2 separate regions of the Homo sapiens genome follow, and region 1 is linked to region 2. A link is an interaction called in ENCODE POLR2A ChIA-PET data of the cell type or tissue named here. Cell type or tissue: A673. All regions are shown on one strand. Each heading gives the region's core, and the rest is flanking DNA. Links, peaks and the distances in the headings are about the cores only.

The links. ChIA-PET counts read pairs that join two places held together with the same protein. Peaks named below come from ENCODE experiments on the same cell type or tissue, not always from the same donor. Only the 100,000 strongest peaks of a DNase experiment are listed, where the experiment ranks them.
Region 1: POLR2A ChIA-PET joins it to region 2 with 18 read pairs; 5 of 35 experiments call an interaction of 5 or more read pairs at or near these places.

The regions. Positions count from the first base shown.
Region 1 is chr2:218,989,673-218,998,505 of GRCh38, reverse strand. It overlaps CRYBA2 (crystallin beta A2), which reads left to right and starts at 5,084. Exons shown (of 4, transcript NM_057093.2): 1 at 5,084-5,490; 2 at 6,263-6,404; 3 at 7,512-7,654; 4 at 8,107-8,316. The coding sequence starts at 5,330. The coding sequence ends at 8,254. RefSeq lists a silencer at 2,225-2,404. In A673, for the core only: CTCF peaks have their summits at 2,317 (motif pointing left) and 4,464; DNase peaks (open chromatin) are centred at 2,295 and 4,405; H3K4me3 peaks cover 696 bases; H3K27me3 peaks cover 4,903 bases.
Region 2 is chr2:218,937,267-218,946,099 of GRCh38, reverse strand. LOC124907984 (a long non-coding RNA gene) reads right to left here. Exons shown (of 2, transcript XR_007088091.1): 2 at 6,128-6,438. Among named protein-coding and RNA genes, the nearest start is that of LINC01494, 11 kb to the right of the region's middle. In A673, for the core only: no CTCF peak of the experiment used is centred there; no DNase peak of the experiment used is centred there; H3K27me3 peaks cover 948 bases.

The sequences.
Region 1 (8,833 bases), core at 555-8,554, 52 kb before region 2:
TTTAAATAATCACAACAGCCTCTTAACCCACTCTCTTCACCCTTCGGTGTCTGTATGACCTTGCGTGGGTGGCTGAGCTGATGCCTTCCTGGGTGACTGTGAAGTGGGTATGTGCACATGTGAAAGTGATGGGACATATTCGTGTGTGAGTCCAGTGCCCAGTAGAGTCCGTGGCACATAGTACATCGTATTAAATCTTTGAGGAATAAGTGAGTGACCAAGTGTCTGGCCATACATGAATATGACATTGAGGTTTCTATGGAATCCTAGAATGAGACTATTCACATGCGAAGCTTGCGGGATCACATCTATGTGCCTGGAACTGTGGATGATTCTGTCTCCATCTGACTGAACGTGTCTGTGTGTGCCCTCTCCCTGTCACCCTATGTCACCCCTGTGGCTTTGTGTCTGGGTGTGTGAGTGATGGTGAAAGCTGCCTGCCAGCTCCTGGATGGTGGCCAGTTCTCTAACCCCACTGAGGGGCAGAGGAGAGGGGCTCTGTTTCTAGTGGGATAGAACAATGGGTCTGTGTGGGTGGGACTCCTAACTGGCCCAAACTGGGCTGGTCTCTGTACCCCGTTATCTCTGTCTCCCAGGAGACCAGTCCTGCACAGCCCCAGGGAAGGTGCTCATCTGCTGATTCTGGGCTCCAGACTGGGGGTGGGGGCGGGGGCCAGAGAAGCAGGGGTGGAAAGGAGGGGCTGGTGATGGTGGCAGGGTGAGGGAAGGCACCCTTCCCTGAATTTGCATCTTCAGTACCCAACCCCTGGATGATTTCCCAGTAAAACGAGGGGGGAGGGCTGGGAGGCGACCCGCTCGAGGAGGGGACATTGGCCACCAGCCCCTCTCCGCTGCCCAGCAGTACTGAGCAGTCAGGCTGTTCCTGGGGTGGGGCTCTAGGTGAGAGAGGTGCCACTTCTTTGGGATTCTCAGGGCCTTTGCCTAGGACGGAGATTGGGCAGGAGCTTAGGAGTGGGTTTGAGGGCTTCCTTGCGGGATCTATGTGTCCCCACATGGGATGGGAGTCCGGGTGGGATGTGAGGGCCTCATGGAGGGGACTTAGGCTCAAAGGATTCTCTGTGGGATCTTATGGGTCTGTATGGGATGGGGGTTTCGGTGAAATCAGAGGGCAGGAGATGGTGGCTAGGGATGGGGTGAGGTCCTGAGGATTTCCTTGTGGGACTCAAAGGTCCCAGTGTGAGATGGAGAACTGAATGAGGTCAGGGTGGGGGCCCTGAGGGTGATAAGATCTCTGTGAGATTTTGAGGGCTCTGTGAAGTGTCCACTGGGGTTTCTGGTTTTTGTCTACCTAATTCCCCGCTCCATGCCCCAAGGCCAGGCTGTGGATGTGGAGGGGGTAGGGGTGACTGTGCTGAGCTGGCAAACAAAGCCACCTGGGCACCCATCCTTCAGGAAGCTCTGGGCGCAACTGATCTGGGAAAACAAACAGGAACAGCTGCTAGGGGTGGGGGGGGTGGGCGGCATGGCAGCTGGGGAGAGGAGCAGAGCTGGACCAGCCTGGTAGGGAAAGGAGGAGACCAGTAGGGGGTCCGTGGTACCCAAGGGGGGTTATCGATCCCAGAGTCCTCTCCTGGCACAGTAGGCAGGGCTGCCTCGAAGCCCCTTCCCCTCAGTGGTTCTTCTCTTTGGCGATAACTGTGAGGCCTAAAGTCAGGAGGGGCCTGAGGGCGTTAGGGGAACCCTGAGATGTTTAGAGGTCTTCTGGGCCAGTGACTATGGGTGGCGGTGGTGGGTATGCCCATTTCTGAGAGAGCTGGTCGCAGTTACTAGAACTAGAAGTCATGGGTGAGGGGGTGGGGGGGGTACCTCCATACCATTTCCACGGGGAGGGACAAGGTAGAGAAGGGGAGAGGCTGGCTGCCGCCAAGACCAGAGTTTCACACTGGAGGAGGAGTAGGGGCCCTTCTCACACACGGGGTCCACTCCCCAACTCCAAGCGGGACTCCTAATTCTAACCTGGACCTCGGCTGGACGGCCTCCCCGCTTTTCCTCCTCCCCTAACCCTGGAAAAGGCGCGACGCACCACTCCTGCAGAATGCCGCCGTGGGACCCACGCGTGGAGCCCGACCCTCGAGAGTACGTCCAGCCCCCAGCCCCGCTCGGTGCACAGTGTCCAGTCTCCGACAGACACCCCCACACCCTCTGACCAACACTTGGCGTCCGCGTCAGGGACAGCGCAGACGCACAGCCTGACGCACTAGCCACCCGCGCCCGCGGCCCCTCCCGACCTGGACCTCCCCTTCCACCCCGCCCTCCGCGCCAGCTTTCGGGCCAGCGCGGCCTGCTCCTGCCCTCTGGTGGCCGAATCCAGAATTGTCGGATAGAGATGGGGGAAGGAGGGAAGGCGAGATCTGATTCTTCACCCCTCACCCCTGCCCGGGCTGGTGACACTGAAGGCAAAGACTGGGACACCAAGGGTCCAGAACTGGCTCGTGCCCCACTCTGTGGTTTGTATTCCCTCCTTGAGGTTTGTGTTTGTTCAAACCCCCGCTAGGTAGGGAATCAGGACACTGTTCTGACCTCACCCCCAGTCAAACCTGCCTGAGGTTGTCCCATCTCTGACCCATATCCTCCTCACTCGGACTCTACCGCCATGCCCAGTTCTAGGGCCCTGTACTGTTGGCACCCATCTTCACACACACTGCGAGCTCCAACAGTAACTCCTCACCAGGGAAAAGAGAGCCCAAGGGATCCTCTGTCTGCCCCCAGCTCCTGCTCTCAGCAACCCAGAACTTCAGAGGTGGGAGAGCAAGCTGCCAAGACCCCCCCGCCAACTTCCATTGGAGAATTTTCTCTACACCCCTTTTCCCGTGGACATTTGGCCCACGCCTGACCACCTTGTTCGTTCACTCGTTCAAGAAGTTTTATTGAGTGCCTACTATGCATCCAGCACTGTGCTAGGTTTGAGGATAACAACTGAGAACAAAACACAGTCCCTGCCCCTTCAAATGGAGCTTACACTCTGGTAAGGGAGATGCTGCTACACCCATAAACACAAGATGAAAAAGATAACTTTACAGCGTGATAAATGCTAGAAAGAAAAAGGCTGATGTGATGGATGGAAGGGTGCCTAGAACAGCATCACTGAGGAGGTGACACAGGAGCCAGCCATGCCACGATCTTGTGACCAAGACACTCCAGGTAGCTGGAACAACAAATGCAAAGGCTCTGAGATGGGCTGAGTATGGAACACTGGGAAGAAGGCTTAGAAGGCAGGCTGGTGTGGCAAGGCTTCTGGGAGCTGGGGTGTCCGCAGCTGGCCTGTGAGCACTTTTTGGCACGGGAGCTTCAATGGACAGCGGCGGAGCACAGGCTTTGGCTTCCAAAGGTCTGAGCTCGATTCTTGCTCTGAAACTGGCTAGCCATGTGAGTTTGGACAAGGCCCTGCACCTCTTTGACCCTCCGCTTCCATAACCGTACACACAAACCTAACTCGCTGGACTGTTGTGAGGACCCATAAGGGAAGCATGTGACTCATGGAAGCAACAAAATATTAGCTCCCTTCTCACTCGCCCCTCTCACCTCTGCTGGAATATCCCCACCCGCACCCACCACCATTAAGGAAAACCTACAATTTTGCAAGAAGCCTTTGTGTCTCATTTGCTGTGGTTAGAAAATTCCACTGCAAGTGGTGAGGAAATTTCCTACCTGGAGCTACCCCTTGGGACTCCCAACCTTTTTGGAGCTCCCAACCTTTTCCTCTTCCCCCTCTACCTCCCCTTTTCTCTACACCCCCCACCCCCACCCCCACCGCCGCCTTTTCCCAGCTCACTCTGTCGCCCAGACTGGAGTGCAGTGGCTTGATTTCGGCTCACTGCAACCTCCACCTCCTGGGCTCAAGCAATTCTCCCATCTCAGGCTCCCAGGTAGCTGGGACTACAGGCGCATGCCAACACGCCCGGCTAATTTTTGTTTGTTTTTGCAGAGACGGGGTTTCACCATGTCGCCCAGGCTGGTCTCAAATTCCTGGGTTCAAGAGATCCTCCCACCTGGGCCTCCCAAAGTGCTGGGATCACAGGTGTGAACCACTGCGCCCGGCCCTGGGAGATTTCTTAGCTGTGACCCCTGCACCACATTCCAAAGCCCTCTGGGCCTCCACTTCTTCATCTGCGAAATGCAGGACAATAACAGTATCTTCCTAGCAGGTCAGTGTTAGAATTGATGGAGTTCACGCACCCGAAAGCCTGAGCAGAGAACTCGGCCTGAACTAAGCGCTTCATCCTCAGCTGCTAACTCTCAGGCAGACGTCGAGGCTGGAACCCTTAGAGCCTGGAGCTTTGTGGGAGACCCGCAGCGGCACCGGTTGAGCCGAGCTAAAGCCCAACATTCTTCCTACCTCCCGCGGCGAGCCACTCCCTAGGTGGCTATTATGCCTAAACACTGAGTAAACCGCGCGGCCCTCGGGCGGTCGTTTCCAGCGCCCGGCGCCGCCGCGTGGCGAGTCCTGACCACCGCCTCCTCTCCTTCCCGGGCCCGAGGACACCCCGGGGGCGCGGCGCAGGATCTGGGAACGCACGCTTGGGAGGAAAAGGGCCGCGATGGACCGATCCCCCAGGAAAAAGAGGACTGAGCACATGAAGCGAATCCTTTGGGCAGAGCCCTCTCTACCTCCGCCTTAGCATCGCCCAAAAGAGAGGCCTGGACTAGGGCCGAGGAAGGCTGGCGATTAGACTCTGGGAAGAACTTCCGCTCAGCGAGTCAGCAGCGCGGTCTTAGCCCGAGGCCCAGGGGAGGCCAGGTCCCTTCGTCCCCGAGGGCCGGGACAGGGAGGGCGCGTTCTGCCCCGAGGCCTGGCGTGCCCTGCCTGGCTCAGGCTGGAAAGAAAGAAAGCGCGGAGTCAGCCTGGGCTGCGGCGGGCGCGGGGTGCGCGCCTCAGCACTTTCTGTTGTCTTTCCCGCGGGCTGGGGCCACAGCGGCGGCTGCGGGAGAGGCCTCGGCTCCCCAGCGGAGACCAGAGCCGACCGCAGCCTGCCTGCTGACTCAGCGACCCCACCCCCGAGGGAAAGGGTGCGGACAGGGGGACAAGGCCCAGGTATAAAGCTCGGCCCGCCCGGCCGCGCGCAGCCTCGCAGCCGGTCCATTTCCCTCGCGTGCCGCGCTCACCCACCCGGTGAATGCCCTCTGCTGGGGTGGGGAAGGGAGGGGAGCGCGGGAAGACTGCGAGCCCCTGGCAGCCGGGTCCAGAGCTAGGCCGGGTCCAGCCCCCGGGTTCTTCATCCGCTACCCAGGTTGGGCAGGCTGTGTGTGGCTCGAAACGGGGCTCTTGAGACGCTGAGCGCGTGGTGCCACCCTTCCTGTCCGCAGCGGCATGAGCAGCGCCCCCGCGCCGGGCCCGGCGCCCGCCAGCCTCACGCTCTGGGACGAGGAGGACTTCCAGGGCCGTCGCTGTCGGCTGCTAAGCGACTGTGCGAACGTCTGCGAGCGCGGAGGCCTGCCCAGGGTGCGCTCGGTCAAGGTGGAAAACGGCGTGTGAGTGATTGCCTGGCCGCGGCTGGGCTGGGTTGAGGGGCGCTGGGTTCCACCGGCCTAGGCTCAGAGCCTCAGCCCCCTGTCCTGTGAGCCCTGGAGAGACCTGCCAACATGGGAAACCCCATAGCCTCCCCAAAATTCCCCACCCATCGCAAGATAAATCATGGGAAACTGTGTATTTTTGTGCTAGCTAAAGAGACACAGGCGAGAAGCGACCCCTTGAGGGTCCCTATGGGACCCCACCGTGAAGGGGTTTCTAGTGTACTTACACCCTTCCCAGAGTTTTTCTCTGTGCAAAATTAGAAGGCTCTGCACTTGGCTTAACAAAAGAAACCCAATCCCTTTCCCTGGCCCCACCCTGGTCTCCCAGAGCCCAGCTTTTCCCACCCTGCCGCCCCCTACCCCTGCCCCAGCTGAGGTCCCAGTTTCTGCTGTGATATTCGGGAGGGGTCCTCCAATGTGTCCCCATGCAAAGGCCTAAACCCTTGAGGCAGGAGCACTGGGTCGGGAGATCTTCATAACCAGGAAAACTCTTTCCCAACCTGGGGTCCTTGAGGGGGAAGCCTGGGCGCCTCAAACCCCAGAAAGCAGCAGGTTTTGGACCTTTAGTTCCGAGAGGGGCTGGATTGCCATACAATGGGGGTGTCAGGGGAAGGGTTTGGGGTTGGAGAAAAACATTGTGCTTCTCAGTCTTTTCAATCATGGCCGGCAAGGGGGAGGGCAGAGAGGGTGCGGCTGGGGCAGATACCTCCCAGCTCTTCTCCTTTTCCAGTTGGGTGGCCTTTGAGTACCCCGACTTCCAGGGACAGCAGTTCATTCTGGAGAAGGGAGACTATCCTCGCTGGAGCGCCTGGAGTGGCAGCAGCAGCCACAACAGCAACCAGCTGCTGTCCTTCCGGCCAGTGCTCTGCGCGGTGAGCACAGCCCACTTCTCCTCCCCTGCCTCCTAGCTCCAGGCCCTGGCCTCACCATGGCACCTAGAAAGGCTGTTCAAGCCCTGCATGGGGTGTGTGTAAACAAACTCCGAGATGGGTGGTAGTAGCATTATTTCTCAGAATCAGAAGGGTGTCTCCAAGAAAGTTGGGATTGTGGGCGTAGGCCCGGAGCCCAGAAATCATCACCACGGACAGCGCTGAGGCCATCCCAGTCCTGAGTGCCCAGGGTTCCCCCACATTCCATCGTCCACACGTGTGAGTGAGTGCCTCTGTCGTCACACAGCCATGTGAGGTCGGGTTGACTGCTGTTAGCCCCATACACAGGTGTGGAAATGGGGCTCAAAGGGACAAAGTGGCTTGCCCAGGGTCACTGAAAAGAGTCAGTCTCAGTGTGTTTGTGTGTGTGTTATTGTGTGTGTGAGGGTGTTGTTAATGAATCAAATACACCGAAAGAGAGGACCTCATTTTCCATTTGTGCCGACCTGGTTACTAGTAGGGCTGGGAAGTGGAGAGCAGAGGACCCAGCCCAGGCCAGCCCAATTCTTCTGTTCCAAGAGGCTGAAGAACCCTGCAGTGGGAAGGCCGGAGCCAAGATGCAATCAGTATTGATGCCCTGACATGTCTATTCTGATTCTGCCACCCAGTACCTCTTAGCTGGGCACTAATCTGTGAGAGGCTGTGCGAAGGGGCTGGGCAAGGGCTTGGGTAGTTAGTCAATGAGGACCTCAGGGAACTGTCTTGGTGAATGGGACAGATTTCTCTAAGGACCTCTGATTTTGCTCCTGCAAAATGGGCCCATGTCACAAGATGCTCTCTAGTCCTGACCTGAAAGGGTCTCTGGAAATCCTATCCCCCAATCACCTCCTTATCTCAAAGTCATGGGAGGGGCCAGGTTCGGGGGAACCTCTGAGCGATCCATTTCCCAGACTGCCAGGGAGCTGATGGGGTGAGCTCTGGGAGTGCCTGTGGGTCCTAGACAGCTTCACAGCTTGTGAGGTGCAGTGGGTGGGGGAAGTGAGGCAGAGGATGTATCCGTTAACCCTTTGGAAGCCCTGATCTTTCTGTCCTGATCTTGCTGTGCCTCAGAACCACAATGACAGCCGTGTGACACTGTTTGAGGGGGACAACTTCCAAGGCTGCAAGTTTGACCTCGTTGATGACTACCCATCCCTGCCCTCCATGGGCTGGGCCAGCAAGGATGTGGGTTCCCTCAAAGTCAGCTCCGGAGCGTGAGTCCTGGAACTGGAACCAGGGAGACAGAAGAGCAGGGAGGCAATGGGGACCAAGGAAGAGGGTGGAGAAAAGTGATGTGGGGAGGGCGCTAAGAGAGATATTGGGGACTTGGAGGCAAGGGGAGGGAGATGATGGAGTCAGACTGGAAGGGAGGAAATGAGGAGGTCCTAGGAGAATGGGGGGCAGCGGGCAATATGGGCACAGATGAAGGGCTGGAGAACATGAGGGGGTGGAGGAAATAAGGGGTGGGTATAGAAGACTGGATGAGAACGGTGACAGAAAGACTGGAAGCAGTGGGCAGGGGAGGGAGAGAGCCACGGAGGGAAAGTTGAAGCAATGATTTTGGAACTGGGGGTTGGGAGCTACAAAAGGGGGGCTGCTGGTGGAGAACATAGGGTGGGGGTGGGGGCAGAGCTTACTCCCTGCCTCTGTACCCTCACTGGCCTAGGTGGGTGGCCTACCAGTACCCAGGCTACCGAGGCTACCAGTATGTGTTGGAGCGGGACCGGCACAGCGGAGAGTTCTGTACTTACGGTGAGCTCGGCACACAGGCCCACACTGGGCAGCTGCAGTCCATCCGGAGAGTCCAGCACTAGGCTCCACGGCCCCAGACACCTTCCCTGAGGACACTCAATAAAGGTTCCTGAATCTTCCTGCCCCTCTTGCCTCCTTGGTGTCTTGCTTTGTGATCTCCATCCTCATCTTTCTGAAGGTCCCTCCCTGCCAAGCTGACCCTCCCCACAGGCTCCAGCATCCTTGGCTACGAAGTGTAAGCTGGCTGAGGTTGTGTGTGGGTAGGCTCTGGTGGGTCTGACAGCAAAGTGCTGGTAAGAATCTTAGCAATTCTGGCTGGGCGCAGTGGCTCATTCCTGCAATCCCAGCACTTTGGGAGGCTGAGACACGTGGCTCACAAGGTCAAGAGATTGAAACCATCCTGGTCAACATGGTGAAACCCCGTCTCTACTAAAAATACAAAGATTAGCTGGGTGTGGTGGTGCACACCTGTAATCCCAGCTACTTGGGAGGCTGAGGCAGGAGAATTGCTTGAACTTGGGAGGTGGAGGCTGCAGTGAGCCAAGATCGTGCCAGTGCACTCCAGCCTGGCGACAGAGCAAGACTCCGAAACAAACAAACAAACAAAAACAACAACAACAAAAAAACCTTAGTAATTCTGT
Region 2 (8,833 bases), core at 424-8,423:
GATTACAGGCGTGACCCACCACGCCCAGCTCTCTTGCTTATTTTCTATTGATTGGTTTATCTTCTCTTTTAATTTGTAGATTTTTTTAAAATAAATCTTGAATGCCAGTCCCTTGTTAATTACATGTAGTTTATATCTTCTCCTAGGCTACATGTTACTTTTTTAAAAAATGGTGTCTTTTTGCCTGTAATCCCAGCACTTTGGGAGGCCAAGACGGGCAGATCACCTGAGGTTGGGAGTTCGAGACCAGCCTGACCAACATGGAGAAACCCCGTCTTTACTAAAATACAAAATTAGCTGGGCATGGTGGCACATGCCTGTAATCCCAGCTACTCAGGAGGCTGAGGCAGAAGAATTGCTTGAACCTGGGAGGCAGAGGTTGCCGTAAGCTGAGATCACGCCATTATACTCCAGCCTGGGCAACAAGAGTGAAATTCTGTCTCCAAAAAAAAAAAAAAAAAAAAAGAGTGTCTTTTGATGAGTGGAAGTTTTTTATGTGTTATGTATCTTTTCCTTTAAGGTTTGCATATCTAATTTTAGAAGTCCTTCCCTCATTTGAAATCAATATTCTCCTAAACCTAGAACTTTAAAAGGTTTTTAAAAGTTTTAAGGCTTACATTTGTTTATTGAAGCTATGTGTTTTTATTTGGGTGTGAATTAGGGATTTTTTTTCTTCTTAAACAATGGAAAGCCTCTTTTCCCAGCACCATTTATGGATTAGCCCTTTTTCCCACTGATTTTCAGTGCCACCTCTCTCATGAATACATTTTCCACATTTGTGTGGTCTATTTCTGAGCTCTTTTCTCTTAGACTTGTCTATTTATCTAATCAGTACAGAACTGTTTACTAAGGCTGGGAACCCCAAGGGGCCAAGTCTGGTCTGGGTGACTCTTTGTGTAGCCTTCTTCCTAGATAAGAGCCACACTCACTCTCTCTCTCTCTCTTTTTTCTTTTTTGAGACAGTCTTGCTGAGGCTGGAATGCAGTGGTGTGATAATGGCTCACTACAGCCTCAACCTCCTGGACTCAAGTGATCCTCCCACCTCAGCCTCCTGTGCAGCTGGGACCACAGGCATACACCACCATGCCCAGCTAATTTAGAGCCACTCTCCTGATGCTCATTAGCAAGCCAGCCTCTGGCCCCTCCTAGGCTTGGTGATATCACCCCTCACCTGTCGCAGCTCCTGCCTCTCTCTTCCCAAAAACCTCTGCAGCTTTCACTTCCCCAGCATGATCTTAGTTTAGGCTTTCACAAAAGACTGGAAGAGCAGTGGCCTGGAAGCAACATCTGAAATATCAACTTTTTTGTGACCAGAGACACCAAGGGGGATTGGCAAGAGGAAAAGATGGAGTCGGAGGCTCCAGGCTCAGTCCTTGGAGCTCTTCTCTCTGTATCCTCTTTCTAGGTGAAATTCACCCATATGTTGATGACATTCAAATTTACGTCTCCAACCTGGATCTCTCTTTTAAACACCAGACCTACTTGAGATCTCCACTTGGATGTATTATAGGCATTTCAACATGGCCAAAACCAACTCCTGATACTCCCTCCCCACTTGCTCCTGCTGCTGCTCCCATCTCCGTTAACAGTAATTCTAGTTTACTAAATCTCAGATGAATGTTTTGGAGTTATCTTTGACTCCTCTTTTTATTTCACGCCCATATTTAATGCATCAGCAAATCTGGATGGTTCTGCCTGCAAAATATATCCAGAATTCAACCACTGCTCACTACCTCCTTTGCCTCCACCCTGGCCCAAGCCACCACTATCTCTTGCTTGGTTTATTGCAATAGCCCCCTAACGGTTCTTCCTACTTCTTCCCTACCTGCAGTGCTTTCTCAAAATGGTAGATAGAGTGGTCCTGTTAAAATGAAAGCCAGATCATGTCACTCTTCTGTTTAACACCCTCCAACGGCTCCCATCTCTGGTAGAGGAAAATCCCAAGTCTTTACTATGACCTACAAGGGCCTATTGGTAGATTAAAGATAGTCACAAATTATTTGACACTCTTCCCATTGAAAGGTATATTGCTATCTCCCTTTCCATGACTTCTTTGACCAATGAAATATGGCAGAAGTGGCCAGTCGCGGTAGCTCATGTCTGTAATTCCAGCATTTTGGGAGGCCAAGGCAGGTGGATCCCTGAGGTCAGGAGTTCGAGACCAGCCTGGCCAACGTGGTGAAACCCCGTCTCTACTAGAAATATGGCAGAAGTGCCACTGTGTCTGTTTCTGTGTCCAGGCCTTAGAAGACTGGCATTTTCTATTTCCTGTCTCTTGAAACACTTGCTCTTGGAACCTTCAGACACCATGTAAGAAATCCAGCTATTCTAATAGAGACCACATGGAGAGGCCCTGAGACTACATGGAGAGGAAGAGGGGCCTAGCTGAACCCAGCCTTCCAGCTATCTCCCCCAGGCACCAAACATGAGAGTGAAACCACGTGGAATCCTACAGACCAACCCATCTGCCAGTGAACATCAGAGTGACCTTATTTGATGCTAGTAGAGCAGAAAAAAATGCCCAGTTGAATTTTGTCCAAATTCCTGATCCACCAATTGTGAGATACAAAAAGGTGGTTGTTTTAAGCCACAAAACTTGAGATAGTTTCTCATGCAGAAATAGAGAACCAAACCAGCTAATCCGACCTTGCCCCCTTCCATCATCTTCATGACCTCATTTACTGCCTTTTTTTTCCCTCATGCCTCTCTAGTCATCGCTGCTTCCTTGCAGTTCCTCAAATCCTCCAGACCAGCTTCTGCCCAGGACTTTTGCATGTGCTGTTCCCAGTGTACATTCTTCCACCTGCACATAAATAAAGCAGTGTAAACTGTAATTACTGTTTTGAGCCCTACTTTTTTCAGTTTATATAAATCTTTCTGTTGGAATAGTCTACTAAAACATTTTTTTTTGAGACAGTGTCTTGCTCTGTTGCCCAGGCTGGAGTACAGTGACACAATCATGGCTCACTGCAACCTCACCTCCTGAGCTCAAACAATCCTCCCTCTTTAGCCTCCTGAGTAACTGGGACTACAGGGGCGCATCACCACATCCAGTGAATTTTTTAAATTTTTTTGTAGACACAGGGTCTCACTATGTTGCCCAGGCTGGTCTCAAACTTCTGGGCTCAAGCAATCCTCCCACCTTAGCCTCCCAAAGTGCTGGAATTATAGTTGTGAGCCACTGTACGTGGCCTAAAACATTTTTTAGTGGACACAGTGTTCATTTGTGTGGCTATTTGTTTTACCAACATTTAATTATGAAAACTTTCAAATATACAGAAAAATTGAGAGATTTGTACAGTGAAAACACATCTATTTGCCACCTCAAGTCTATAATCAACCTTTTACTATATTTGCTTTATCACATATCTATTCCTCTATCCAACTTGCTCTTTTAAATACATTTCATCCTATTCAACATAGTACTGGAAGTCCTAGCCAGAGTAATCAGTCAAGAGAAAGGGAAAAAAGGCATCCAAATAGGAGGAGAGGAAGTCAAGCTATCTCTCTTTGCAGATGATTTTATACCTAGAAAACCCCATAGTCTCTGCCCAAAAGCTCCTAGATCTATAAACATCTTCAGCAAAGTTTCAGTATACAAAGTCAATGTACAAAAATCAGTAGCATTTCTATACACCAACAACAGTCAAGCTGAGAGCCAAATCATGAATGCAATCCTATTCACAATAACCACAAAAAATACCTATTAATACAGCTAACCAAGGAGGTAAAAAATCTGTCCAACAAGAGTTACAAAACACAGCTGAAAGAAATCAGAGATGACACAAACAAATGGAAAAATATTCCATGCTCATGGACTGGAAGAATCAATAGTGTTAAAATGCTCATACTGCCCAAAGCAATTTGCAGATTCAATGCTATTCCTATCAAACTACCAAGCACATTTTCACAGAATTAGAAAAAAAAATATTCTAAAATTCATATGGAACCAAAAAGAGACCAAATAGCCAACACAATCCTAAGCAAAAAGAACAAAGCTGAAGGCATCATACTACCTGGCTTCTAACTATACCATAAGGTTACAGTAACCAAAATAGCATGGTAACAAAAACAGACACACAGACCAATGGAACAGGCTTAAGAACCCAGAAATAAAGCCACACACCTATAATTGTCTATCTTCAACAAAGTCAACAAAAGCAATGGGGAAAGTACTCCCTAGTTGCTGGGATAACTGGCTAGCCATGATTGAAACTGGATCCCTTCCTTTCACTATATACAAACATCAACTCAAGATGGATTAAAGACTTAAATGTAAAACCTAAAACTATAAAAACTCTAGAAGAAAACATAGGAAATACATTCTGGACATAGGCCCCGGAAAAGATTTTATGAGAAGACACCAAAAACAATTGTAACAACATCAAAAATTGATAAATGGGAACTAATTAAACTAAAGAGCTTCTGTACAGCAAAAGAAACTATCAACAGAGTAAACAGATAACCTAGAGAATGGGAGAAATATTTGCCAACTATACATCCACAAAAGTATAATATCCAGAATCTATAAGGAGCTTAAATCAATAAGCAAAAACAAACAACCCAATTAAAAATGGGCAAAGGACATGAACAGACGCTTCTTAAAAGAAGACATATATGTGGAAAAACCATATGAAAAAATGTTCAACATCATTAATCACTAGAGAAATGCAAATCAAAATAATAATGAAATACCATCTCACATCCATCAGAATGGCTATTAAAAAGTCACTGGGTACAGTGGCTCATGCCTGTAATACCAGCACTTTGGTGGTTGAGGTGGGAGGAGTTCAAGACCAGACTAGGCAACACAGTGAGACCCCATCTCTACAAAACAAAATTTTTTTAAACTTAGCTAGGTGTGGTAGCATGCACCTGTGGTCCCAGCTACTTGGGAGGCTGAGGTGGGAGGATCACTTGAACCTGGGAGGCAGAGGTTGCAGTGAGCTGCAATCATGCCATTGGACTCCAGCCTGGGTGACAGTGAGACCCTATCTCAAAAAAAAAAAAAAAAAAAAGTCAAAAAATAACAGATGCTAATGATGTTGTGGAGAAAAGGAAATATTTATACACTGGTGAGAATGTAAACTAATTCAGCCACTGTGAAAAGCAATTTGGAGATTTCTCAAAGAACTTAAAACAGAGCTACCATTGTAACCAGCAATTTCATTACTGGTCATATACCCAAAGGATATAAGTTGTTCTGCTATAAAGACACATAAATGCATATGTTCATTGCAGCACTATTCACAATATCAAAGACATGGAATCAACCTAAATGCCCATCAACAGTGGGCTGGATAAAGAAAATGTGGTACATATACACCATGGAATACTATGCAGCCATAAAAAGAATGGGATCATGTACTTTGCAGCAACATGGATGGAGCTGGAAGCATTATCCTAAGTGAATATACACAGAAATAGAGAGCTAAATGCCACATATTCTCACTTATAAGTGGGAGATAAACACTGAATACATGTGGACACAAAGAAGAGAACAACAGACACTTGTTGAATAAATAATAAAGTGGTTAAGTTATCTTGAGTGCATACCATGGGGCATATACTGTTCTTTGTGTGTGACATAGATAGATAGATACGTAGATAGATAGATAGATAGATAGATAGATAGATAGATAGATAGATAGATAGAGATAGAGATATACAATGTGCCTTATGTGTATCATGTTACTTCACCAGGTAAACAACCCTATGAGGCAGATAGTGCTACTGCCATTTATATTTTACGAAGGAAGAAATTGGGGCGCAGAAAGGCTAAGTAACTTCTCTCAAGTCAACAGCTAGACAGTTGCGAAATTGGGATTTGAACCCAGGGTGTCTGGCTCCAGAGCTTGTCTTCGCAACACTACACTGCTTCCTACACCGAGGCAGCTCTTCTGTAAAATGTATTAAACATAAGCTTCAGGGACTCTCCCTCGGCCGGGCCCCTTCTAAGTTCCTGGAAGGGGCCCTAGTCATGTGTTCAGAGGTTGTGTGCTTTTTCTAAAATTTGCAAGACCAGTATTTTTGTCCAAACTGGTTCAGACTGCTGTCTGTTTCCACACCAGCTTCCCCTGTTACAATTCTCTTATGCTAGAGGGTGTTGAAACACTACAGCCATTTCTGGTATCAAGCAAAAATTGGGATAATATTTAATTTGGATTTACTGGGTGATGTTTCCTACGGTTGCCATAACAAATTACCACAAACTTGATGGCTTAAAACAATAGAAATTTCTCTCTCACTGTCCAGAATCACAGTGTTGACAGGGTTAGTTCTTTCTGGAAGCTCTAAGGGAAAATCTGTTCCATGCCACTCTCCTAGATCCTGGTGGCTGGCAGCAACCATTGGTATTTCTTGGCTTGTAGATGGATCACTCCAATCCCTGCTTCTGTCTTCACATCACTTTCTCTTCTGTGGCTCTCTTGCCTGTCTCTAAAAAAAATTATTTTTTATTAAAAGAAGATTTTTAAAGACAACTGTCACTAGATTTAGAGCCCACTCTAAATCCAGGATGATCATTATCTCAAGATAATTAAATCTACAAAAATCTTTTACCAAGTTGGGTCACATTTGCAGGTTCTACAGGTTAGGACACAAATGTATCTTTTTGGGAGGCCACGATTCAATCTATATAGTGAGCTCTAGTTGTATATTCTGCAAATGTTCCTATGTGTAGTTAATTATTGCTTGATATACTGGTATGAGAGTGTCTTCTAGGGATATGACCAGTGCCTACTCGCTTTGCCACCTGACCCAGCATCATGAAGCAAAGTAGGATAAGAGGTTGTGTTGCAAAATGGGTATGTCCTACAATGCCCAGCACCAGAAGTGTCTGAGTAAGGAAGGCAAACAAGGTTTGAAATGTGTGGCGCCAGACACTTATCTGTGGAAGGCTCCTTTAATTATTGGGTGTGTAAAATTGTACATGGAGAATTCAGTTCTCATACAAAAAAATGGAACTTCTTACTTGTCAGGAATATAGTCGGTTATGTCTTTAAGTCATACAGCTCATATATGGAAGAAACTTGGTAGCAGTTTCCCAAACTAGATAACAATCTTAAACATTTATGTAACATTATCAATGAGTTTTTGAAACCAAAGCAAATTTTTTAAAGCTATGAATAATAATTTTTTAAAACAAATTTTGATCGCCCATGCTAGAGGAAAGACTGAATTGTATTTTTAGTTTAAGATGCGGATATTATCAAATTGATATCATATGAAGATGTAATCACAGAGTATGAAGCCAAGAAATGTGTTTAAAAAAAAGTGTTACAGATCAGGTACAGTGGCTCATACCTGTAATTTCAATACTTTGGGAGGCCAAGGCAGGAGGATCATATGAGCCCAGGAGTTGAAGTCCAGCCTGAGCAACATAGTGAGGCCCTATCTCTACAAAAAAATTAAAAAATTATCCAGGTATGGTGGTGCACACCTGCAGTCCTAGCTTCTCAGGAGGCTCAGATAGGAGGATTGCATTAGCCCAGAAAGTCGAGGCTGGAGTGATCTGTTATCCCACCACTGCACTCCAGGCTGGGCCAAAGAGCAAGATCCTGTCTCAAAAAAAATGAAAACCCAAAAAGTATTATAGAGGGATAGGCTAAGCAGTTAACCAATCAAAGAGGGTTTTTTTTTTTATGGATTTTGTGGTGTTTGCAATATTTGTGAGCTTTATAGAAGTTATAATTTGACATGATTTCTTTTCTTGTCCTAAATAAATAATCATTTTACTGCCTAATATTATACTCGTAATTTTATAATCTCTTTCTTAAGAAGAGCCCTCCTGAATGTATAACCTTCAGGCCCCACAAAGCCTATTCTTTCACCTTTAAATAACACAGGCCCTACCCTCAAGGAATTCACAGTTAGAGCCTGCACAGATTACAGTAAAAGCATCATTCTGGGTAAGACTTCATTCCTCCAGGAAGTAATGCAGCCCTCCCTGCTTCATGCACCAGCACATCAGATAAACATTCTCCCAAGTCCAGAATAATTATATCTTTCCTTTTTTTTTTAAACAGTATAAAGAACATTTTTGCTTAACCTGTTTGAGGATAAGTTGTCAACATGATGCCTCATTATTCATGAATATTTTAGAATGCATTTCCTACCACAAAGAATGTCTTAGCTCATTCAAGCTGCTATAACAAACTAGCATAAATTGGGTGGCTTATAAATAACAGAAATTTGTTTCTCAAAATTCTGGAGGCTGGGAAGTCCAAGATCAAGGTCCTGGCAGCTTTCTTGTCTGCTAAGGGCCCAATTCCTCACAGACAGCTATCTTTCCATTGTAACCTTACTCACCTCCCAAAGGCCCCACTTTCTAATATCATCATCTTGGGGGTTAGGATTTCAACAAATGAATTTGGGGGCCGGGGGAACATAAACATTCAGTGCATTGCAAGGACTTTTTCCTGCCAACCACAATGTAATTAATGATCAAAACAAGAAACTGACTTTGAAATATTACTGCTAAACAGTCTACACATCTATTCAAATTTCACCAATTGTCCCACTAATGTTATTTTTCAGTTCCTTGAACCAATCCAGGATCCCACATTGCGCTTAGCTGTTAATGTCTCTTCATTGGTGATTTTAACCTTGATCACTTGATGAAGATGGTATGGTATCTGCTAGCTTCTCCACTGTAAAGTCACACTTTTTCCCTTGGCAAGATGCTTTGAAACTAAGTAAAATTACTCATAAAATTTTGAATTATTTATTTTTATCAAATGGATTCGTGGATTCCCATTTTATTTAATGTGTTATAATCTGTTACTATCCTTATTTCAATGCTCAAATTGTCCCAGATTTGGCCAATGGGAGC